Linked DNA regions of Homo sapiens: all the other regions are linked to region 3. The links are chromatin loops, found by intact Hi-C in ENCODE. Cell type or tissue: MCF 10A. All regions are shown on one strand.

The links. A loop is a pair of places that touch in the nucleus more often than their neighbours do. Peaks named below come from ENCODE experiments on the same cell type or tissue, not always from the same donor. Only the 100,000 strongest peaks of a DNase experiment are listed, where the experiment ranks them.
Region 1: it touches region 3 in a loop (4-fold over the local background); 3 of 110 quality-filtered maps call a loop at or near these places.
Region 2: it touches region 3 in a loop (3-fold over the local background); 2 of 110 quality-filtered maps call a loop at or near these places.

What each region holds. Positions count from the first base shown.
Region 1 is chr3:55,185,797-55,193,796 of GRCh38, forward strand. It overlaps LINC02017 (long intergenic non-protein coding RNA 2017), which reads left to right. Exons shown (of 3, transcript NR_147142.1): 2 at 922-1,031; 3 at 3,300-3,418. The region is part of intron 2 of LOC124906243 (a long non-coding RNA gene); the gene reads right to left. Among named protein-coding and RNA genes, the nearest start is that of LINC02017, 12 kb to the left of the region's middle. In MCF 10A, no CTCF peak of the experiment used is centred here; DNase peaks (open chromatin) are centred at 3,815 and 6,415.
Region 2 is chr3:54,879,047-54,887,046 of GRCh38, forward strand. It overlaps CACNA2D3 (calcium voltage-gated channel auxiliary subunit alpha2delta 3), which reads left to right. Exons shown (of 38, transcript NM_018398.3): 19 at 1-43; 20 at 304-365; 21 at 1,750-1,817; 22 at 6,235-6,280; 23 at 6,443-6,540. The region is part of intron 3 of CACNA2D3-AS1 (CACNA2D3 antisense RNA 1); the gene reads right to left. Among named protein-coding and RNA genes, the nearest start is that of CACNA2D3-AS1, 18 kb to the right of the region's middle. In MCF 10A, no CTCF peak of the experiment used is centred here; a DNase peak (open chromatin) is centred at 3,635.
Region 3 is chr3:55,326,715-55,334,714 of GRCh38, forward strand. The region is part of intron 1 of LOC124906243 (a long non-coding RNA gene); the gene reads right to left. Among named protein-coding and RNA genes, the nearest start is that of LINC02030, 100 kb to the left of the region's middle. In MCF 10A, no CTCF peak of the experiment used is centred here; DNase peaks (open chromatin) are centred at 3,357 and 3,847.

The sequences.
Region 1 (8,000 bases), 140 kb before region 3:
AGCCTCACGTTTTATTTGTTGTGTTTTTTTTTTTAAATGAGATCCAGAGAGAGAGAGAGAGAGAGAGAGAGAGAAAAGAGAGAGAACTCTGTAGCAAGAAGACACATGGTAATTCTACTTGAGAGGGTGCTGTAGGTGAAATGAAATACTCAGTCCTTGACCTTGAAGAATACATACGGTACGGCCTGGTACGGAAGACTAGATAAACTGCATAAGATGAAAACATAATTCTGACCACAGTCAACAGAATGAGAGTCATACAGTAAAGTTCTAAAGAAACTTCATGGAAAGAACTATTTCTATGTTGTGTGTGTGTGTGTGTGTGTGTGTGTGTGTGTGTGTGTGTGTGTGTGTGTTGTGCTGTCTGTCCATCTTTAACAGGAAAATGGAATTGAGTGATAGTTCAGTGATTTTCAACTCAGCCATTTTTCTTCTTTTAAAGAAAGGTTTCTCTAAATATTAACAGCTTCATTAAACGCATTCCTTCAATAAGCATTTCTTCAACAATTGTAATGTTCCAGCAATATACTGGTGAGAGAGTTAACAATAATCAATAGGACAGGGACAGTTTGAAGGACATTTGATAGAAAAGGAATCTGAGGCCCAGTAGAACATGTTCTGAGAATAATAATTTTAATCTGGAAATCTTCCTATGCATTGTCAGTGTTGAAGGGGAGTTTGGAAATAACAGGGCAGTACAGGGATGCAGAGGGCTCACTCATCAGGTTTGGGAGGCAGAAGGTAACAGAGGGGGACACTCAAATGTGGCAGTAAGTGCAGGAATTCTTACAGGTGGACAGGAGTTATCAAGGGAAGGGATGAGAGGAGGAGCCAAGCTGGGGCACATTTAGAGGAATTCCAGTACTCACATCAATGGGAAATAATGTTTGACCAGTGTTATTGTTTTGTTTGCTTGCACAGTGTAAGTCGTACTTCTTTGTCCTTTTCTGGAAATCACGAATGTGAATGTCATTTGCAGCATGCATTCGTGCAGTGGATGGAAGTTCTCCAGGGACCAGGCTTTCTTCAAGGTAAATCGCTGCTATAACTCCAGGATAGACAACCACATCTGGCTCTGAATGGGTGTCAGTAAATATAAATGTGGAAGTTTATCCACTGAGTACAGTCAAAATGTGATTCCCTTTAGTTTGAATTCATTGTTGCTAAGTTTACTGAAGTAAAGGGAAAGAATTCTCTAGAATTTTCTATTCTGGTACCACACGAAGTAATTAAAACCCCTACTTGAGGGGAATGTCTGTTTTTGGCCTTGATCATGTCATGTTGCCTAAAAGGAGTTTGGCTTCAGGACGAATTTCAGAGGCCACAGGCCAGTGAGTGTATCCAGTCCCGTTGGTGGCCCTGCCTTGGGTGGGTGAATACACCTGTGGAGCTATCAGTGGGTTCCTTAATATCACCGGGCTTTTCCTCAAATGGAGAGAGACTTGTTGGAAAAGATAAGAAATGTTTTTGTAAAATTCTCCTAAATGTGGCTCCTTTCTTTATTAGAAATATAGTAGTTTCATTTCAAAGGAGAAAACTTTGTTGCCTATTCTTCAATGTTGAAGAGCTGAGGTGGCATTTATGGGTTCTATATCAATATTATAAAGTTAAACATGAACACTGATCATCTTCTTTTAGCTTTAACCAACCAGTGCAGCTAATTGGCTGAACTAGACTTTGCACTGAGTTTCCTTTAAGTTAAAGGAGAGCTGGGTGAATCTTCCCAATAGAAGAACATCTCGGATTTCTCCCCAAACTCTGACCTACCTCACTGCTGGAGGCTTTTAAAAGAACAGACAAAAATTTCAACTTTTACAGCACGAACTTCCTTTAGGGCTTCCAGTAAGACTGCTGTGCAATACCAGCCATAAAGGAGAGGGGGGAGGAAATTGGAAAATAAGGGCTAAGAAACTAGATAGGGGATGGCAAGTAAATATCAACTCTGATTGATTAATGGTTGCTGCTAGGAGCACCGGGTTGGAAGGATCAGAAAGTTACATCTGGGGTCATTGGAAAGACCACCATGATTGATGATCATTGTCTGCCTTAGCTACAGAGCGGGATATAGGCCCGGATGCAATGACTTGCCGTCACCAATAGTTGATAACATCCCTCTGACTCACGTGTCCTGTGAGTCTACATAGGCAAAATTTTCATTTAGAAATAATAGATACTTTTTCAAAGATATAAGGATATAAAAGATTGCAGATTATAGAAAATTAGTGGCCTGGACCAAGCTCTTTCTTTAAGACTGCAGAGTCTACTGGGGAGGCCAATAACGCACATAACTAAATAGACTAGAAGACCAAATATAGGGGTCCAAAAGTGACTAATTCTCAGTAGGTTTGGATGTGGTTTGTCCCTGCCAAAACTCATGTTGAAATTTAATCACCAATGTAGTGCTGTTGGGAGGTGGTACCTTTAAGAGGTGATTAGGTTTCTTTGTTTTGGTTTGTTTTTTGTTTTTTGATTTTTTGAGACGGAGTCTCTCTCTGTCTCTAGGCTGGAGTGCAGTGGTACGATCTCAGCCCACTGCAACCTCTGCCTCACGGGTTCAGGCGATTCTCCGGCCTCAGCCTCCCAAGTAGCTGGGACTACAGGTGCAAGCCACCACGCCTGGCTAATTTTTGTATTTTTAGTAGAGACAGGGTTTCACCCTGTTGGCCAGGACAGTCTTGATCTCTTGACCTCGTGATCCGCCCACCTCAGCCTCCCAAAGTACTGGAATTACAGGCATGAACCACCAAGCCCAGCTGGTGATTAGGTTTTTAAGATGGATTTCTTGAGAGGCTGCATTAGTTTTACTGGGAATGGATTCGTTCTCAGGAGAGACAGAGCTTCTCCTTTCTTCTGCTTTCTGCCATGAGTTGAAGCAGCTTGACGCCCTCACCAGATGGACTGCCAGATCTTGAACTTCCCAGCCTCCACAACCATGAATTAAATAAGCCTCTTTTCTTTAGAAATTACACAGTCTTACTTTGTGTAAGTCTTATTCTGTTATAGTAACAAAAATAGACTAAGGTGGCATAGGGAAAATGTTCTGGAAAGGAGGGAATCAGACCTTGGCTTTAGAGGTAGAATAGTGGTCCAAAAGGCACAAGGGACAGAATTCCCTGCAGCAGGAACCCAGATGAGCAAAGGCCCTGAGATGGAGACGGCCATGGGACATTTGGAGTCCTGGATTTGCTGAAGCAGCAGAAGAAAATAGTGAGTCTTAGAGGGAGGACGGAGGTGGAAGAGGGAGCTGCGAACATAGCCAGGACGTTAAGAACTACAAGAATTTGAATTTTATTCTCTAGGCAATGGGGAGCCACGGAAATCTTTGAAGCAGAGGAGTGTCCTATTCAGAACTCTTCTATTAAATGATTATTGTGCAGCAGGGTGGAAGCTGGATTAACAGGAGAAACACTGGAGACAAGGAAATTCAATTTAAAGTCTACTGCAAGAGGTAAGGAGGGCTTGACCAAGGTCAGGGTCAGGGGCTCTAGAAAGAGGAGGTTGGGCACATGCCCCTGTGGGAGGGGAAGCTGGGGCAGCAGTGGCAGCCATCTCTTGTGTTCCAGGCCAGCAAGGTCTCTCTCTCAGTCCCAGACCCACACTGTTCTTCAGTAGGGGGCAGGAGGGCAAGAGATCTTGCTCTGGGGGAATAGGTCAGCAGGCTTCTGTTCTGAGAAAAATATGCCGACCTTTATCTTTTTCCTAGCGCCTTGACACCAACATGACCCTGACCGACATTTTCCTTTTTCGTCATGGCTGTACTTTTCCATTTAAATAAGATGCAAGCCCATTTCCATGGGGATTCCAGGAAGTCTGGAAGGGTGAGTCATCTCCCGACTTGGGATGCAGCAGGCACATTATTGCTCTGTTTTCAATCCTAGAATCTGGAAGTTGGGGAGGATCTTAAATATCCCATCTGACTTCCCTTAGGCAAGAAAGAAAGGTATGCAAACAGACCATCAACAATGCCAATGGGCCTCTGATGGTGAGGAAGACACAGAGGTTTGATGTGGGGAGCGGGGGAATAAAACTTCATGCCCTATCCGCACTGTGGCTGTCCTTAAACCACAGCTACAACAAAGAAGCCCATGTTTATTATGCTGTATTTGGGGAGGGAAGCAAATTGGCGCTGGATTGTCTCAGGCCAATAAAATATTAAATTGCTATAGAAATAATACCTTGTCACGAAAGGGATCCCCTTTCATGTTAATACTTGTGTATCAAATTAGGCTAATGCTATATAAGGCTGTTACAATACTGTGCTAATCCGGAGAGTGAATGAACTTAGATATGCATATTAGTATTTAGCTAAATTAATAAAACCCACAGCCAAATGCTCCACCAACTATGAGCCTGATGTTCCTAACATGGTTGTAATTTACTGCAAATGTCTCCTCCAAGTCAGTGTCCTCCTTAGGAATTTTTATTGTCATAGTCCCTCAGTGTCAGGTCTTCCTGCTATTGACTTAAATCATGGACATTTTAACCTATATTCAGATTCAAAATTAAACACATTTTGTAGCATGCTCAAATGATTCTGATGTTGTACGAGGGAATGTCTTTATTCCTTTGAGACATCTGGAGCAGGCCACCAGTCCATGTGGCCGATCCCTTTCTTGCCCTGTCCAGATGTTCCGCCTTAAAGAGTGTTGCTATGTCTGAAGCACACCAGCGTGATTCAGGAGCTTAGTACGTGAAAAGAGTCAAAAGGGCTCTTTTCACAGTTCCGTTGTTCACTCCCCTTTCCCAAAGATCAGGGAGAGGCTCTGAGGAAGATAGAGTGACTGAGCCTGTCTCTCTGTCTCACTGACAGATGTGGATATCCATCCAGGCTTTCTTTTCTAAGCCCTCTGCAATCCTTCCTGGGGTGGGGGTATTTGTAGTACAAGGACATTATTCTGAAATCTGTCAGTCTTCATGTTAAGTGGATTCTTACATGTTCACGCCTTGCTTATTTTAAAGTAAATTTATGTGTGGTCATAAGAGTGTTCTGAGACAGGGAGATTACTCCCGGAGCCATTCACTCTCTCAGAACGAATGGAAAGGGGGGCAGTTTGGCTTGGCAGTTCCTGAGATGACAGAGTTCCTTGGGGGCATTAGCCAGCTGTCCTGGTAGATGAAGGGTCTGGGACTGGTTAGACCAATCCTAGTAGCTGCAGTCCTACAGAGGATTCACCTAGAACAGCTCTACCTGAACTATGGACTGTGGACCAGCAGCATCAGCATCAACTAAGGCTGGGTTAGAAATGCCCTGTCTCTGGTTTCATCCCAGACCCCCTGAATCAGAGTCTCCAAGCATCAGACCCAGGAATCTGTATTTTAACAAGCTTTTCCAGGTAGTTTTATGAATGCTAAAGTGTGAGAAGCATCAATCTAGCATGTGGAGTGTGTCATACCCTCAAACCATGGTTCAAACCAAACTTGCCCATCGCCCTGATATAGTCATTACCATGACAGCCTCTTTCACTTCCAACCTGTATGTTTTAGAAACTTAACCATGAATGAAGCCCAAGTTCACATCCTTTCTCAGCTCCTGACAGTCTTTCACAAGCTGCCGGGATACTTCAGAATTACTAGTTTAAAATATAGGGCTGGGAATGTAATATGGAATTAAACATAAATAGATTTCATAGTCAAAGACTCATGACACCCACAAATGTGCTGAAAAAGATTTATATTCAACCAACAATATTTTACATTTTGATAAGCTGTTTGAAAAATGTTTCCAAAGCTTATTATAAGAGATCATGTCATTTTCTCTGCTCACACAGCGGAGTAAAGGGTAGAGCTGACATTACTCCCATTTGATAGAAAAGGAATCTGAGGCCCAGTAGAACATGTTCTGAGAATAATAATTTCAATCTGGAAATCTTCCTATGCATTATCAGACTTCAGATTGGGCATGGCGGGCTGGTCAGGAGTTCGAGACCAGCCGGGCCAACATGATGAAACCCTGTCTCTACTAAAAAAAAAAAAAAAAAAAAAATTAGCTGGGCGTGGTGGCACACACCTGTAATCCCAGCTACTTGGGAGGCTGAAGCAGAAGAATCACTTGAACCCGGGAGGCAGAGGCTGCAGTGAGCCATGATCGCACCACTGCAATCCAGCCTGGGCAACAAAAATGAAACTCCATTTCAAAAAAAAAATTTTTTTCAAAACCTTTCTGGTGGAGTGCGTTGCTAAGGTCCACAGTCAGGAGGAATGTCTATCTATTGAATCAGATTAGTCTGTCCTCTGGCATTCCATCTATGGGAACTTTCAACCCCACATGAAGTGGGAGGTCCAGTTCCCACACAGGCAACAGGGACAGAAGGGATACATTCTCCATTTTCTGGAGTTCCACCAGGCACCAGGACCATCTTTCAGTGGGCAGATGACCCAATACCCCACTGGAAGCCCAACAGTGTTTTGATTTTAATGACTCCTAAGCTGAAGATGTCCCACTTAAACCAAAGCTGGGCAACCACTCAGCAGTTGGTTAATACTTAGACTATTTAGTCATTTGAAACAATGCAATTAAGGATGAATCATGGCTCAGTAACCTAAACAAAATCAAATTAACAAATGGGAAGCACTCCCTTTGGTCTGGGAGGCTAATTCATAACCTCTCACCTCAAAGTTCCCTGAACCTTTTATAGATTTCAGGGCACCCAGACTCCGAACTCCTTCCCCATTTCAGCACAGACTCAGTTGTGGCTCCTGGATTTACAGCTGATGACTGAAAGGAGAGGGCACTCTGAAGGGGCTGGCCATGGGCACCGGTATTATAGGGAAGTGGATATTTGTGCAGACATTGGGATCATGCAGACTACAACATGAGTCCCAGCTCTACCCTTTACTACTAGCAAAGTGACTTTGGATGAGTTATTTAATCAGTTTTCCTGTCTGAAATATTGAAATAAGAATAGTAACTTGCGTGTGTGTGTATACATGTGTATGTGTGTATGTATATATATGTGTGTGTGTGTTAGTGCATATATATCCATTTATATATAACCACACACATATACTACACATTATCTAGTAAGGATAACTATTAATTTGTTATGCTTTTGAATCAAGTCTAAAATACTATTGCAGAAGCATAACTCATTACCAGATAGTTTCCTATATTAGATGTAAAACTCCAGTTTTCCAACATGGTGAAACCCCATCTCTACTAAAAATACAAAAATTAGCCAGGTGCGGTGGCATGCGCCTGTAATCCCAGCTACTCAGGAGGCTGAGGCAGGAGAATCGCTTGAACCCAGGAGGCAGGAGTTGCAGTGAGTCGAGATCACACCATTGCACTCCAGCCTGGGCAACAGAGTGAGTCTCCGTCTGAAAAAAAAAAAAAAAAAAAAAAAAAAAAAAAAAACTCCAGTTTTCCTCTTGATATTAAACTATGATAATTAATGTATTTGAAATTCTGGAGATTTCAATAGGATCATAGGAACCTGGAATGTAAAAGAAGTTTACCTGGTATTTTGGGTTTTTAATAATTTCTATATTTTAATTTTTGTGGGTACATAGTAGGTGTGTATATTTATGGGGTACATGAGGTGTTTTGATATGGGCATGCAATGCACAATCATCATATTATGTAAAATGGGGTATCAATCCTCTCAAGCATTTATCCTTTGTGTTACCATCATCCAATCATACTCTTTTAGTTATTTGAAAATGTACAGTTAAATTATTATTGTCTATAGTCACCCTGTTGTGGTATCAAATACTAGATCTTAATCTTTCTATTTTTTTTTTGTACCCATTAACCATCTCCATCTCCCTGGCATCCTCCCACCACCCTTCCCAGCCTCTGGTAACCATCCTTCTACCCTCTGTCTCCATGAGTTCAATTGTTGTGATGTTTAGATCTCACAAATAAATGAGAACAAGCAATGTTTGTCTTTCTATGCCAGGCTTATTTCACTTAGCATAATGACCTCCAGTTCCATCCATGTTGTTGCAAATGACAAGATCTCATTCCTTTATTATGGCTGAATAGTACTCCATTGTGTATA
Region 2 (8,000 bases), 450 kb before region 3:
GGGGAAGTTTTCCATGGAGGTGAAGAAGACAGTGGACAAAGGGGTACATTTTTCTCAAACATTTTTGCTGCTTAATTTAAAACAAACCACTGTGAAAAATTAGCTTTGAAAGCTATATCTGGAATAAATATCTTTCGCTGAGATCATTTTTCTCTTGTCTTTACTTATCTCAAACAAGATTCATGTAGTACTGTTAACCTGATCATAGTGTGTCCATTTATTTTTATTTATTTCTGAAGACGTCACTTAGCAGACTAACCATGTTTTCTTTTCTCTACGACTTTTTTTTTTTTTTCAATCTAGAAACGGGTTTTGGTGATGACAAATGACTACTATTATACAGACATCAAGGGTACTCCTTTCAGGTAGAGCTGACCATAATACATGGACATTCCATCAGACCCATCAGTTGTGTTTGTACAAAACCTGCTGACACTCTCAGAGCTCATCATCTGAAGATAACCAAACACCCTGCCAAAAGGCTGGAAAGAGTGAGGAAGGGGCTTTTCCCAGGCTGCTTTTGTTTTCCAGAAGGGGGGGAGATGGTTCAGGCTCACCTAGGAGAACTCACTCAATCTGCCATGGCTTTGCATCTCATTGTCAAGCAAATATGCTTTGGGGGTTCCCGCTAAGGGTGAAGACAAGTGCAGAGGGTTACCAGGGTCCTTAACTATTGAACTTGCTGCTTTGTGAGTTCCATTTCACCTTTTATTTCCATGACCAAAAAAACAATCCTTCAAACCTGGAGGTGGCATATCCATTCCTACATGTTGTGCCTCTGTTTCCATTTCTCTGAACTGTCCTTGTGTGCTTGTCTACTTTTGAATCCTGTTGTTTCTCTTTGTAACAGTCCTGAAAAATGGCTTTGCCTCATTGGCTGCTTTCAGATGTGTATGTAGCATTCTAAAGTTTCCCACTACTATTAACTTAGTGTTGTAATTCATTTTGTAAAAAATTATTTCAGTAAGCCTGCTTCATATTCCTGAACTGGCGTCTCAGAGCTAAGGAGAGAAGGAGTTTACTGACTGTAGAATAATCTGAAAAATAAATTCTAGCATTGTTGTCCTAAACTGCCAAGGATCATGGGTGGATTCCATGTGGAACCAGGAGCAAATAAGGACCACATGAGCTGCTAAGTGGGTTTGCCAAATAGTCTCTCTAACGTAAGGGACTATGTTTTAAAAACATAGTCTCTTGCTTTTGATAAAAACGGAATGGATCTTAAATCAAGCCAGTGAGTGTGAAAAACCTATTAGACTAGGGAGAGGATTGGGCAAAGAAGCCTGCAACACAGTAATGTGGTTACACTCATGTAGTAGTGGAAGTTTTTGTTTTTGCCCTTGAGCAGGGGTCAATTTCCCGAGTCCCAAAGTCTAGGGGCTGGAGAGACCCATCTCTGGCTGAATGCAGGACAAGGGTGTATAAAGAGCAGGGCTCATGGTCCTTGGGAGGGCATCTGAGAGAAGGGCTTGCTGGAAGGGCGAGCAGTTTGCCACAACTCTGAAAACACAAAGAGTAGCCAATTGCTGCTGGCATTTCTGATCAGAAGTTACTTTGAAGCAGCTGATTGAACCTAAGAAAAACCAACACCAGTGATAATCAGTGGGGTTTTGAAAGTAAACAGTTGGAAAAATTGTTGACAGATCATAAAATGGAAATGTGAAAAATGGAAAATTAAAAAATGTTAGCCCACAAGTCTATTCGAGTCGATGCCAGGGATTTCAAGATTTGCTTTGTCTCTCTGCACAGTTTAGGTGTGGCGCTTTCCAGAGGTCATGGGAAATATTTCTTCCGAGGGAATGTAACCATCGAAGAAGGTAAGATACTGCCTGGCTCGTCTTATCCTTTGGTGTGGGAGGAAAGCTCGGGAGCTAGCTACTGAGTTAGCTGAAGAACTTGTTCATCTGTCCGCACCTGTGACCAGTCCCTTGGACATTCCACTCAAACGAATGCCTACTTGATAATTCTTAATACCTTTCTTCTTCCCTGGTGTGCCTAGATTTCAGAATGACAGGAGTTCCGATTCATGGTTGTGATTTAATTTACTTATATTCTACTTTCATCCACAAAGCTGTTGACTATGAGTAACTCACAGTCAACAGCATTATGGATGAAAGCAGAGTATCAGTAAATAGGAATCATCCCTCAAGTATATTCTTCTCATACATAAAAATCAGTACTTGGGAGAAATACAAATTTATGAAATAACTCATGCCCAGGGGAAACCATGAAAACAGAGATATGAGAGCCTTAGTCTCTCCTACACAGTTGAGCCACGTATTTCACTTGTGTTTCATGGCAGCCCTGGCCCAAAGGGAAATGTGACCATTTAAATGATTTACATAGGTCAGAGGGAGTAAGTAGCACCTTGAAGTTCCCAGACCCTCTTATCTTCATAAAGCACAGAGGCACAGTAAACTCTCAGTAAACAGGAGCAGTTGTTATAGCTCTTTAAATTTTAAAATTGCTGTCACATGTGCTATCCTTTTCATCTGCCAGCTCCCTAGTAGTTCAGAGAGGTTACCTGTCCCAGCATTAGGAGCTCACAGGGGTGGTGGACATTGTTTCTGAAGGGCACCACTCCCTGAGTGGCCTTGAGTGACTCACTTGCAGGTCATTAGGTTTTGCATGTCCACAGAGGAGGAGTGGGCCCAGAACAGTAGTCTTTCTGGATGTCTTTAGGGAGGACAGCCAGGAATGGGAAGGTCAATTATAAGCAAAGTTTTAATTGGTCGGAACTGATTACACATGTATGTGGTGAGTTTCCAGAAGCTGGGCCATCCATGGCGCCCTCAGATGATGCCACAGGGCGTGAGGAAGGAGATGGATGTTCCCTGAGACGCCAAACCCCTAGATAGCCTCTGATTTACTGCCAGTGGTCCCTGCCCGTGTTGTTTCAGGGATGTTGGTTTGTGCTTCCCAAGTGCTTGTGAGATCGTATAGGGGCAGAAAGGAGAGTAGAGAGGCTCACTGTGAGCTGGGCACAACCCAGAGTGTGCCCACCAAAGAGCTAACCATGTGGTCTCTCTTCCCAGAGACATGCCAGAGAACACAGGCAACTCTGTGACTTGAGCAAGACACTCTGCAGGATGTGTTTTCAGGATCATGTTTTCACTTCTAGAATTTTCTGCCTCTGTGGGCCATGTTGGCTCTGTGGACATCACTGCCCATGAAGCCAGAAAATTCATGTCTAAGCCATGTGAGGTCACGCTGAAGAAACAACTCATGGTCAGAACAATAGGAGAGGTTATTAAGAGATATTAACTGCCTCTCATGCGTCTGCTCCCTTGGTCAATCCTCAATACATGGGCCTGTCCCTCCCTTCCTCTCTCTCTCTCTCTCACACACACATACATACATACATGCATGGAGACACAGATACACACAGTTGTTTTGCATTGTCTTTTGGATTCTTTTTCAGTCACTATCTTCCTGTATGTTCCACAGCTGTGAGGCTAAGCAGTCACAGAGAATTTCAGAGCTAACTGTAACCACTGTGCAAAAAATTAGCTCAAATCCTCAGCAAGGGGGAGAGTGGCTGCTTATCCACCCAAATGAGGTCATATCTTCCTCTCTCTGTTGGTCCTCTGTAAATAAAAAGACTGACAATCCTGCCAGCTTTGCTGAGTAATAGAACTTAAGAAAGCTGCTTCCCCTTGGGCCAAATAGTAGAGGATCTTGTCATCTCTCTAGGAGCCGTGGTGTATTATTGTTCTCTTCTGTTCTTGGAGAGGGAAGGAGTTCCTTGGGGTTGGCAACCATACTTCTATAGGATCTTCAATAAGGAATAACTGCCTACAGAATGTGGGAATTTTCCACATGCTTTGCCAGTGCCAGAGATTACAAAGGCGGCAAATAGGTAGCTTTTGCTAAAAAATATAAAAAGTCATTACCAAGATTGAAGGTGTGGGCTATAATTCTACCTGCTGAAATTGTTTCTCTTATGAATCTTTTAATCTTTTTCAACACTTTGTATCTTTTTGTGTGTGTGTGTGATGGAGTCTTGCTCTGTTGCTGAGGCTGGAGTGCAATGGTGTGATCTCAGCTCACTGCAGCCTCCACCATCTCCTGGGTTCAGGTGATTCTCCTGCCTCAGCCTCCTGAGTAGCTGGGATTACAGGAGCATGCCACCACGCCCAGCTAATTTTTGTATTTTTAGTAGAGACAGGGTTTCACCATGTTGGTTAGACTGGTCTCGAACTCCTGACCTCGTTATCTGCCTTCCTCGGCCTCCGAAAGTGCTGGGGTTACAGGTGTGAGCCACCGCGCCTGGCCACTTTGTATCTTTTATATGTATTGCACATGATAATTGTTCAACAAATTAGAGCTTATGTCATTATTGTCAACAGTTCCAGTCATCAGTGGATATGATTTTTATCAGAAGGACCAATGTCAGAGGTGAGAGAATTAGAAAGCAATTAAATTTCCTTGGTGCCCTAGGAACCCAGAGAAGAAGCAGTCAAAAAGATCTTCCCGATAGATCTCATCTTTTCTGAGTGTCATTTATAGGTCCTGTGAAATAGAGCCAGAGATGATTTTGTAAATGAGGTTGGGAGGATGGGAACTGCAACTAGAAAAAGACTTGACACTCTAAACCCAGTTTTCTGGGAAGGTACAGTCCCTTCTCAGGGCCTTTGCACTTGTTATTCCTTCTGCCATGAGCACCCTTCCTGCCACCTACATGACTCTTCCTTTCCTCATTCAGGTCACTTTCTCAGTGAAGCCTTTCCTGACCTCCATAGTTACAATGGAATCTCTCTCTCTCTCTCTCTCTCTCCTCTCTCTCCCTTCAACCCTCCTTATCTCTTGGTCCTCCCTGTTCTTGTTCCATGTTCTCTTTTCCTTTTTAGCCCTTGCTACCATCTGATATTCTCTAAAGTTAAATTTTAATATAATTTACTATCTCTTTTCTGCCACTAGAAATTAAATACAATGAAGGCAGTAATTTTCGTTTTGTTTTTTCACTGCTATATTCTCAGGGCCTAGAATCATACCTGGCATATAGCAGATGCTCAGTAAAAGTATGGAAGAAAGGAAGGAATGGGAGGAGGGCAAAAGGAAGGAAGGAAAGTTGTTTGGTTGGGAAGAAGGAAAGGAAAAAAAGAAGAAAGGCTGCACAGATAGATGGATTGTACTAGGGACTAATCCCTGTCCCATTTAACTGTTTTCTGGCACTTGTGAGCTATGCAGTATTACTTGTATCTCATGGTAGATATAACTCAAAGAGCTGACATGACATCCCCAAGGTCATTCAGCCTGTAGGTGTTGGAGCGTGGGTATGCCCACTTGGATCATATGCAATGATGTTCATTCTAATGTATTCTCTACTTTCTGTAAAATCAAGCAGAATTGTGTGATAGGTCTAGTATTTTGCTACTTCTTTTATAGATTTGTGTTTGAGATGGAAACTGGAGTCCTGAGTGCAGTAAGATACTATCAGTCATTTAAGAAACTAACTTCCCAAAACAGGCTATAAGCATCATGGGAGTTCCCGAGGTCATCATTCAGAAGTGTATGTCTGCTGATAACCCATTAAGATCAAGCCATGTGAAAGTGCAATGAAACAGTTATCCTTGCAGAGTTAGGATGGTCTGGAACCTTCTATTAAAACTCCCAGATTCCATGCAAGCCCCAGCTCCCCTAGTTTCCTTCCCAGGCGGATGACCGTTTTCACTTAGGATCCTGTAACAACTAGCAATCTTTGCTGCTCAAAAACAGTTGAGTATTGACGACTTCATATTGTTCAACCTATGATTTCACCCTCACAACCACACATCAATTAGGGACTACTATTCCTGCTTTTCACATGAAGAAACTGACGTTTAGAGAAGTAAAATAACCTGTTGACATCACACAGGAGGTCAGTGGCCTAGCCCGGTTCCCAACTTAGACTAAATGGAGCACCAGAGAGAGTGTTTCTAAAGTCCTGTTAAGCTTCTCCCTCCGGACTCATTTGTGTATCCTCTATCTTCAAGGGGTTAAGGTTTTCCTGGGATGAACAGCCAGGGAAGGTGGCAGTGCTGGGCTGAGTGAGGTAGAGATGGGGAGAGAGTCCTGCCTGGAAGGGAACTCGTTTATTTTCCTCAGAAAATAAACCTGCTGCTCCAAGGCAGGTCCCTTAGGGTTGATGTCTACCCTTAACCCACCCCGCAGCCCTACCCTAGAATATTTGAAGCACACAGGAGGACTGGGGGAGTGATACTTATTCATGAACCCCTTCTCCTTGACCCCCAGGCCTGCATGACTTAGAACATCCCGATGTGTCCTTGGCAGATGAATGGTAAGAATTAAACCATCCCTCCTTGACCATGGCATCCTTCATTGCCCTCTTTGATTCCACATGGTTTGTGCTCCCTTGCCCAGTTTTCCTGATTCCAAGGCAAAGGAAGCAGATGCTGTAAATATTGACATGCTCTTGTTTTGGGCCATGTCATGTTCTTAGGTCCTACTGCAACACTGACCTACACCCTGAGCACCGCCATCTGTCTCAGTTAGAAGCGATTAAGCTCTACCTAAAAGGCAAAGAACCTCTGCTCCAGTGTGAGTATGCTTTCAAAAGTGTGCTGTGCCTTCAGGGGTGATGGTGGGGAATGAACTCAAAACATTTTTTGGCCTCACTTGTTAAGGGAAGCTTTGCTTTGGCAGAGATTATCAGTCACATGAAATCTAATCAAATATCTGCTTCCTGTAGGAACAGGAGAAAGAATGTGGATTATGGAAAATTGTACAGAATCCCCAATCCTGGTTTAGCTGTTTGCATTGGGCTTTGTCCCCTTCTGAACCATTTAGTCAAGCAACTGAATAGGATGAAAATGTTACAACTGGGAAGGGACTGTAAATATTTGCATATCTCCCTTATTTTGCAAATGAGAAACCAAGGCTGGAAGTAGGATTGTGCCTCATTCAAGGCTATATCTAGATCTCCTGGTTCTCCCAAGAGTAGGGTCACGACGGGGACACGTAGCCTCTCAGTGTGGTACATGCTGAGTGCCCTGCCTACCAAGCATCCCCTTCTAGGGGAGTTCAGTGAGTAGGAAATCTCTCAGCTGGTGCAAAAGAGGGAAGAGCAGTGGCAGCCCTGGATGTCCCTCAAAAGCAGGAACAGACCCTATACTCTCACAGTTTGGGCAGGGGAGAGCCACTAAAACTGATCATGATATCTGCCCCCACCTCTAACAAGCATCATGTATTCAATGACCTGAAAAGTGTTTTACATATCTAATCCTATGAGAGGTGTAAGGAGATTATCCAGCTACTAAATGACATCTCCATAGAATGGATTTACTTTTTGGGATATGCCCTGGTGGGGAAAGGATCAGATGGACATCCTGTGAGCCCAATGTGTCATTGTCTTTGACTTTTTAAGGACATATTTAAAAAACAAAAGTATAGAGACAATATGAATAATACATTTGTAGTCACCATCCAGCTTTATGCAGTCGTAATATTTTGCCACACTTACTCCAGGTGCTTTTTAAGGAATGAGACATTATAGATAAAGTTGAAGCCCCTGGGTCCCTGCTCAGCCTCGTTTCCCTCCCAAAGAGAATGACCTTCTGTATTTGTTCATTATTCTCAATAATTTAATGCTATTCCTACATATGTAGGTATCTATAAACAATATGTAGCATTAATTTTATTATTTTAAAATATATATTAAACTTTATGGTATATTGTATGAATTACTATATTATAATACATACAATATGTGTATAAAGTATATATGTACTACAACTTGTGTTTTCACCCATTATATTTTTGAAATTTGTGTTGATCATTTAGCTTTAACGCATTTATTTGCATTACTATATAGAATTCCACTACATAACTTAATATATTCATTGTCTTACTGATAAGTTATTTCTAGCTTTCGCTTTTCAGCAAAGCTCTTTTTTTTTTTTTTGCCCCCAGTCAAGGTGAGGACTGTCCTGTCCCATGTGATAATTAGTTATCCTCCTCTGCAGAGTGATTTGAAAACTCTAGGATGCCTCTCCTAGACT
Region 3 (8,000 bases):
GAAACTTACCACTTGGAATCTATTCTGGTAGAGATGGGAGGGGTTAAGAAAGAATCTACCTATGAGCTTTTTTCTTTACAGAAGACTGTACTAAAGCTCTCTCCTCTCTCTCTCCACATTTCTTCTTTCTCTTAATTGCTTTCTCTCTTTACTATTTTTCTTTCCATCTCATTCTCTTACTTCACTTCCTTTTCATCATTTTTTCTTTAACTTCTTTTTTGTTCTTTTGTCACTCTAGCTTTACCATGAGTCTATCACATTCTACTGCAAACAGATCTTCCGGGGTCTTATACCTGCCCTCAGCATTGTATTTCCTCATTTGCAGCATCTTAGCATGAAGCACACACATAAACCGCCCCACCCCCACCCCGCCCCCAGTCCCAGTGTCTGCCTGTAGTGGAAATCTATCATTTCCATTCATCCCTTACCCTCTTTTTGGAAAGAGCATGCCAATGCTCCTTGGAAGAACCATCTCTCCCCTGGTTTCCATGTATCCCTTCCCTTCTCCAGCTCCAGGGATCTGCACACATCTGGCAAGTGAGAGCACTCCATCCCTCAAGCTCAGTGACTGGTTCACAGATGGCCACATGAGTCAACCCAGGCCAATGAGATCAATCCCAGGATTTTTTTCTGCTGAGTTGTGAAGCTAGTGTGATGAGTCTAGAATTCATCTTTGCCACCAGTTGGAGATAGACTGCTTGAAAAAGAAACCAAACAGTGGTAAGCAGAGCTGAGGGATTATAACAGATCACTAACCATGTTATTTGAGCACCTGCATCCAGCCACGGCTGAAGCTGGACTATTTAGTCTTCTGAATTTCACAAGCCAGTAAATGACTTTCCAAAGTTAAGCCAGTTTGAAGTGTTATAATAGATTAATCTGGTACTACTCCTTAGATGCATGCCTTTGCCTTGTGAATTTACAGTTTCTCTAATAAAGAGTCAGAATCTATTTCCCCTCCCCTTGAATCTGGGCTGGCCTTGTGACTTTCCTTAGCGATTAGGATGTTAGCCAGCAAAAATAGAGGTTTGAAATGTGTTTATGTGATAGAACTTGTTCATTCACACACTTCTGTTATTGCCATGGGAATATGCCAGAGCCAGCCTGCTAGAGGATGAGAGGCACAGGGCCCAATTGCCAATGTGACCCCAGCCAATAACCAGCTGACCCCAAGACATGTGAATGAGCTCAATCAAGAACAGAAGGATCACCCAATCAAGCCCAGTATAAATTTCTTTAAAAAAATAGAGACAGAGTCTTGCCGTGTTACCCAGGCTGGTCTCAAGCTCCTGGGCTCAAGCAATCCTTCCATCTTAGCCTCCCAAAGTGTTGGGATTGCAGGTGTGAACCCCCAAAGCTGGTCAAGCAGTATAAATCTCTGACCCACAGACTCATGAGCTAAATAAATGCTTATTGTTTTAAGTCACTGAATTTTAGAGTGGTTTGTTAAACAGACAATGGTGTCAATAAATAGCTGAGAGTGTTCTTTTCCCATTATTTGCAGCCAAGGGAGTCTAAATATATTAGTGCCCATATGGGATCCCACACAGCTGCTGGTATTTCTCTCATTATCACATTTAATGTGCTCTTTTGTAATTGATATTTACCTATCTGTACATCCTTCCAAACCAGCACTGTCCAACAGAACTCTTACAAAGATAGAGACACTCTATTCTGGCATTGTCCACAATGACAGCCACTAGCTACGTGTGGCTACTGAGTACTTGAAGTGGGCCTGGTATGATTAAGAAATGGAGTTTTGAATTTCATTTAATTTGGATTAGTTTAAGTTTAAATAGCCACCTGCAGTTAGTGCCTAGCATATTGAACAGCACAGCCCTAATATCTAAACTCTTTAAAAGCAGGAGTTGTATCCATCTTGTTCATTATCACATGTCCAGGGGAAGAGATGGGGTTAATAATTTTTTATGATAAGGAAATATATTCTTCTAACTTCCTTAGGAATTTCTCACTCCCTGGTAAGTAGACCCATCAAACCTAATGAGGTAAATAACCTTAGATGTCACCAATTTTCATAAGCACCATAAACCACTCAGCAACATTTTGTCTGGGGGACAATACTATCCTGGTCACAACACCCCAAACTCCAAAGATTTAGTACTGTTATTGGCTAGTGTATTAGTCTGTTTTCACACTGCTGATAAAGACACACCCAAGACTGGGCAATTTACAAAAGAAGAGGTTTAATTGGACTTAAAGTTCCACATGGCTGGGGAAGCCTCACTATCATGGTGGAGGTCAAGGAGGAACAAGTCGCATGTTACATGGATGGCAGCAGGCAAAGGGTGCTTGTGCAGGGCAATTCCCATTTTTAAAATCATCAGATCTCTTGAGACCCATTCACTATCACAAAAACAGCACAGGAAAGACCCACCCCCATAATTCAATCATCTCCCACTTGGTCCCTCCCACAACACATGGGAATTATGGGAGCTACAAGATGAGATTTGGGTGGCGACACAGAGCCAAACCATATCAGCTAGTAAGCAAAAAGGAACTTTCTGGATAAATCCTAAGCAAACATGAAAGTACAGTTGTTCCTACCACATGTGTTTCTTTTCAATGACAAACAGACCCTAAGATGTGTCCTGCTTCTGGTTAGAGGATAACCTCCAGGAGGCCCAAAGGAGAGGGAAGCAGCAGGATTAATTCTTAAGTAGCTCAAACACCACAGGAATTAGAACTCTCAGAGAAGCACCTGCCTTAATCCCTTCCAGTGTTGGGAATATTGGAGCAGATGCCTCTACAAGTGCTCAAGGGTGTGGTACGAAGTGGCTGGGTGGAAGGAAAGATGAGAGTTAAGTTTCTAAGATAGAGTGTTCAACCTCACAGGTGACCAAAGGACCTCACAACCAGCCCAATTCCTGATTTGTGCCAGGCAAAAGCAAGAGGACTCTGAATTGCTTTCACATATCTAGAACTCTTTTTGTTCTTCCTAAGATGTTATTGGTTTTTTAGAAAGACCTTTCCATTTCTGTGATACAGAAGTAAGAGTCCAAGGTGTTAGCTGAAAACAGTGCTTACCATGTAAAAGAGGCCCGAAAAATACTTAAATAACTGCTATAAAAATAAGTACTGTTGTTTGCAATACTTCATATTAAACAATGGCCATCTCTCAAGAAGGCAGAAAGGAGGTTGAACTTACTTTTTTGTGATATTGAGTTGCCCTCTTTGTGTCTTCTGCATATATATTAGAGGCGTTATAGAAAAAATACTTTCTAAGCCATATGTTGCAAGTCATAAGTACAGGATGTTTTTCTAGCCAAATCTCATCCAACTCAGAAATGCTTTCAGGGTTCTTCAGGCTCACTTTTCATACCATGGTGTGTCTCATTATTCAAGATCAGCTGGAGCCCAGAAGTGACTCAGTCCACTTGAATCACTGAGATTTGAGGGATTTGAGCTGAGCATAAAAGGGCAAAAAATTAACTGTGGCCAAACAGAAGGTGACAAATTCTCATAAAGGAATTATATACCTTTTAAGTTTTGATTAAAGAGATGGATGCTGAATATACTCCCAGAATAATAACAACATGAATATCACTGATCACAGTACCCATATTAACAATAACTTATTGCTTAATATATGCTCAGCACTTTAATAAGTACTTTACAAGTACTCTCTCACTTGTTCTTCAAAAGAACCTTTGCATTAGGGACCATCAACATATTCAGTTAATGAACGAAGAAACTGGGGCTCAGAGATTTAAAAAAAAAAAAAAATTGTCCAAGGTCACACTCCTAGAAAGTGGGAGAGTCAAGATTCAAAGCCAGGTCCTCTGGCTAGGAGGCCCAGGCTCTCAACCACTGAGTCATAGGATTGCTGCTTGGTAACTGCCTTAAAGCCTTGGAAAGCCAAATACCGCAGCAACGTGAATCCCTAGGAAGCTTAGTCAATGTTTTCTTAACAACCCTAACTGCACCTGAAAACAAGTAAACATTAAAAACTGCGTTTTGGAGGGTTTTTTTTTTTTTTTTTTACACACCAGGAAGTCTAGACACCTGCCTTTGTATATTTTCTGGAGGGGGGAAAAATAGACTCATTGTATGAAATTTATTTCAACCATTTAGGGAGATTTTAGTAAAGATAGGTTACATTTGCTATTCAGCAGTGAGACATAAATGTTTAACACAAGGTCTTCCTCCTCACCCACCCCTCCCCTACGGATGCTTTGAATAATGCAAAGTCTGTTTTAAGCTCTGCTGATTTACTCAAGAAAAGGGTCAGAATATTTTGAAATGTTGGTCATACAATCTGGCATACGGAGCATTAAAACTTAGGGTAAAACTCAACAAGCTACTTCCTGTCTGCTGCTTCTCGAGACTTCATGGGCTCATAACACTTAATAAAAAAAATGAGCTGTAAATAATACCTGATTTAAACTGCATGTCTCATTAAATGAACTAGACATTTGGAAGATCTTTTCATTCTTGCCGGAGAGTATATAAGCCTTTTGTGCATAATATGTTAACTTCCTGCTCTTTGAGGACTATGTGCTAGACACTTCACTCTTGGCTTGATTCCGATGGACTGATTGATAGTCAAACATCTTTGATCCACAAAACTGCAATTTCATATGGTCTACCTAACAAATGCTTTACATGTTTTATCTTCTAATCCTTACAACAACTGGTAAGGTAAGTCCTCTTACTCTTCCAAGTTCATTCATATATCAACTCCAGGAGGACAGAAACTCATGGGCTTTATCACTGCCAAGTCTTAAGTGCTTAAAATGGGACCTAGCATATAGTAGGTGCTCATTAATTATTGGATGAATCACTATATGCATGGATGGATGGATGAATGGGTGGATGAATGAATGGATGGATGGATGAGTGGGTGGATGAACATGTGAATGAATGGATGGATGGGTGGGTGGGTGGGTGGGTGGGTGGATGGATGGATGGATGGATGGATGGATGGACGGATGAGTGGGTGGATGGATGGATGAGTGGGTGGATGAATAGCTGAATGGATGGATGGATGAGTAGGTGGGTGGGTGGCTGGGTGAATGGGCGGTTGGTAGGTAGGTGGGTGAATAGATGGACAGATGGATGAATGGGTGGATAGATGGGAAACTAAAGCCTAGGTAGATCATTCAGCAAGAAATTGGCCAAGCCAGGCTTTGAACCCAGGTCTGCATGTTCCTGTGATTGTCCTGCAAAGCCTTTCATTCACTAAGCATGCAACCGGTTAAAGAGAGAATGCACCAATTGCAACTCTCATTTCTAGTCCCATGACCTTTCTCTAAAAGTCACTCCCTGTGTATGTGGGCAGAGGAAGAACCTGGGACATCCTGTGGCAACACAGCCAACTGTCTGCTCAGGCCTTTCCAGGCCCTAGATATTTGGGTCAAGAGGGACAGCAGAGGGGCAACCGTGCTGCAAAGAGTTTCAAATGCCCTTGATACTGAAAAGATGGGAAGGGCGTGGGAATAGCCAGAGGTTACATGGAAGGACAAACATCACAACTGGAGGAGACTGAGGTGGAGAGGAGGCCTGAGATTGCACGTGCAGACCTGTGGAACTGTTTCCACATTATCCACATCAGGCTGCAATGCTTCATTAAGTGGGGCCCCCAAGGGTTAACCAGGAAGGTGGAGGGGACAGAACAGAGCAGGGGAAAATAAATCTTGAGGAGGAGGAAGAAGGGGAAGAAACTCGGGCTGGAATCACTTTGTTTTATGAATAGTTTATGAGGCGTATCAGGAGTCACCCTAACGGGCAAGGGCTGGAATGTTTTCTAACTTTAAAGTGAAAGCCGCCCACCAGGCTGCGAGAGTGGGAGCGGCAAAATATGAAAAACACGGAGGCCCCTCTCTGCACTGCCCATCTATCTTGTAAACCATGGATCTCCAAGGCGCATATACTAGCAAATGTGTCTCACTTGGGATGCTAAAACCACCTTGGAGTTTTACACAGCCACTGTGCCCAGCTAAATGTTTTCAGGCGACTTCTCTCTTGCCTGGAAAAGTATCATGGGTGGACCCTGCGGCTGAGGAGACATTTGGAGGGGAGGACCACAGAGCCGGGTGTGGCACGGGGTGGTGGGGGGGCAGTGCTTACATCTACACCAACTGCATATACACTGGTCACCATGGAGCAAGGAGGAAGTACAGCCAGGACTAGGTGGTCTTGCTGTGGAGCTAAAGAACACACAAGAAGCCTCAGAAAGAAATCTTTATTTGTCCAAATGAGCTTGATGCCTTTAGCAGTTCTCTCTCCACCCACAGGCAAAGCCACAGGCGCCCCATAAACTGACCCCACTATCCAAGGCCTTGGGGAAACATTTCCTCCATGCCTTCCCCAACCCCTGGACTCCAGGTCTCAGGATGGAGCCCCACACCTCCGTGGTTGACCTGCCTTTGTCTAGGCTGCTCCTATGCCCTTGCCCATCCCTACAACTTATCCCAGCAACATCCCTTGGGTTCTTGAGGCCAATGTCCAAGATTCCCCTTTGCCCCACTGTCCAGGCAGTGTCTGTGCTCACACTCACTTCTGGATTCAAGCCACGGTCTGACCCTGAGCCTCCTGCTTGCTTGGAATGTGAATTCAGACTTTAGTCAGCAGGCTAATGCAAGGGACACCGCTGGTGCACAGGCTGCAGATTAAGGGCGGGGAGACATCCCATTATTGGGTGCACATTCTCAGCCTCCACCCTAACACACTGCCCTCTCCTCTTCCATTCACAAGCCCTGAAAATCTGGCTTTCCAAGACATCCCCCTACCCAAGCTGCTCTAACTCAGTGGAAATTCAAGCCAACGTTTCTTCTTGATAAGGTTTTCTCTTATGCTGAGTTGAAAAGGTTTTTGTCTTTTTTTTCCCCCTTCCAGAAAGGTTGGAGAGTTATTCGGAAGGTCTAGTATGTGCTGGTGTCCTTGCAATCACACCTGCTCTGCCTCAGAACATGCTGTTCTTTATGTTGGGGTAGAGTCTGTATATCTACTTGAGAAGACCCTGCTACCCTCTGGCACTCTCATGGCTCATCCTGGAATACGAACTATTCCTCATAGGAAATGGATAATACAATATCAGTGAAGATATTAAACATAGCACCTGGCCAGGAAATTCATGGTGTCCAATGAATGAAGCTTGTTTCTTTGCTTCATTCATTCATTCATTCATTTGAAATTAATTAGTGCCTGCCATGTATCAAAACATGGTCAAAGTCCTCAGAGTTCACAGTTTAGTGAGGGGAGAGAAGCAATACAGAAACCCATAAATAGATGAACATGATCATTTAACATAGTAGCAAGGCTATGGAGACAATACTGGAATTGAGAGTGAAAAGCAGACTTAGAAGGATGGAAGTGTGGTGGAGATCTATGTATAACCCCCCACAGAGAGCAAAGCAAGGTTAAGCAACCCTACTATCTGGAAGTTTTCTCCAAACCCAACAGATTCCTAAAGAGTTAGTCTGAGCTCTGAGAAAGAAAAAAGTAAGAACCCTTTTTCTAAACAGGGCTGGTCTGACTGTACAAAAGCCATTCTACTACAAAGACTAAACCCAGGTTCTGATGTTGGCATTTCAGTGTGAGGAAAGAAAGATTCCTGGCTGGAAGCAGCAGCAAAGGTCACTAAATGAGAGAGTGCATGGGTGGGAACACCCAGTCAACTGGGCTTGAACACATAGAAGATGGTGGTGAGAGGGAAAATTCCCTTCTGACTAGTTCTAGGCCTGGACAATGGGACCATCCACAGCAGCTGTTGGGCACCTTCCTAAGGTGGAGAATCCAATAGCTCCCCATTGAAGCCAAAAGACACATCGATCCTCGTGGGCAGGTGCTGCAAGTCATAAGCTTAGGAATTTGGGGGCTATGGTCAAGTCTCTCAAGGCATTCCTATTTGCATCCTACTTTAGGTAACTGTGGGTGCCACGTGGTCAAATACTGCAGGGGATGGGGGTTGGAGCAAAGCAGGGCGATGCCTGGGAAGTGTAAAAACGAATCCTTGGCTAGTGTCAAGGGAGTTGGCCTGG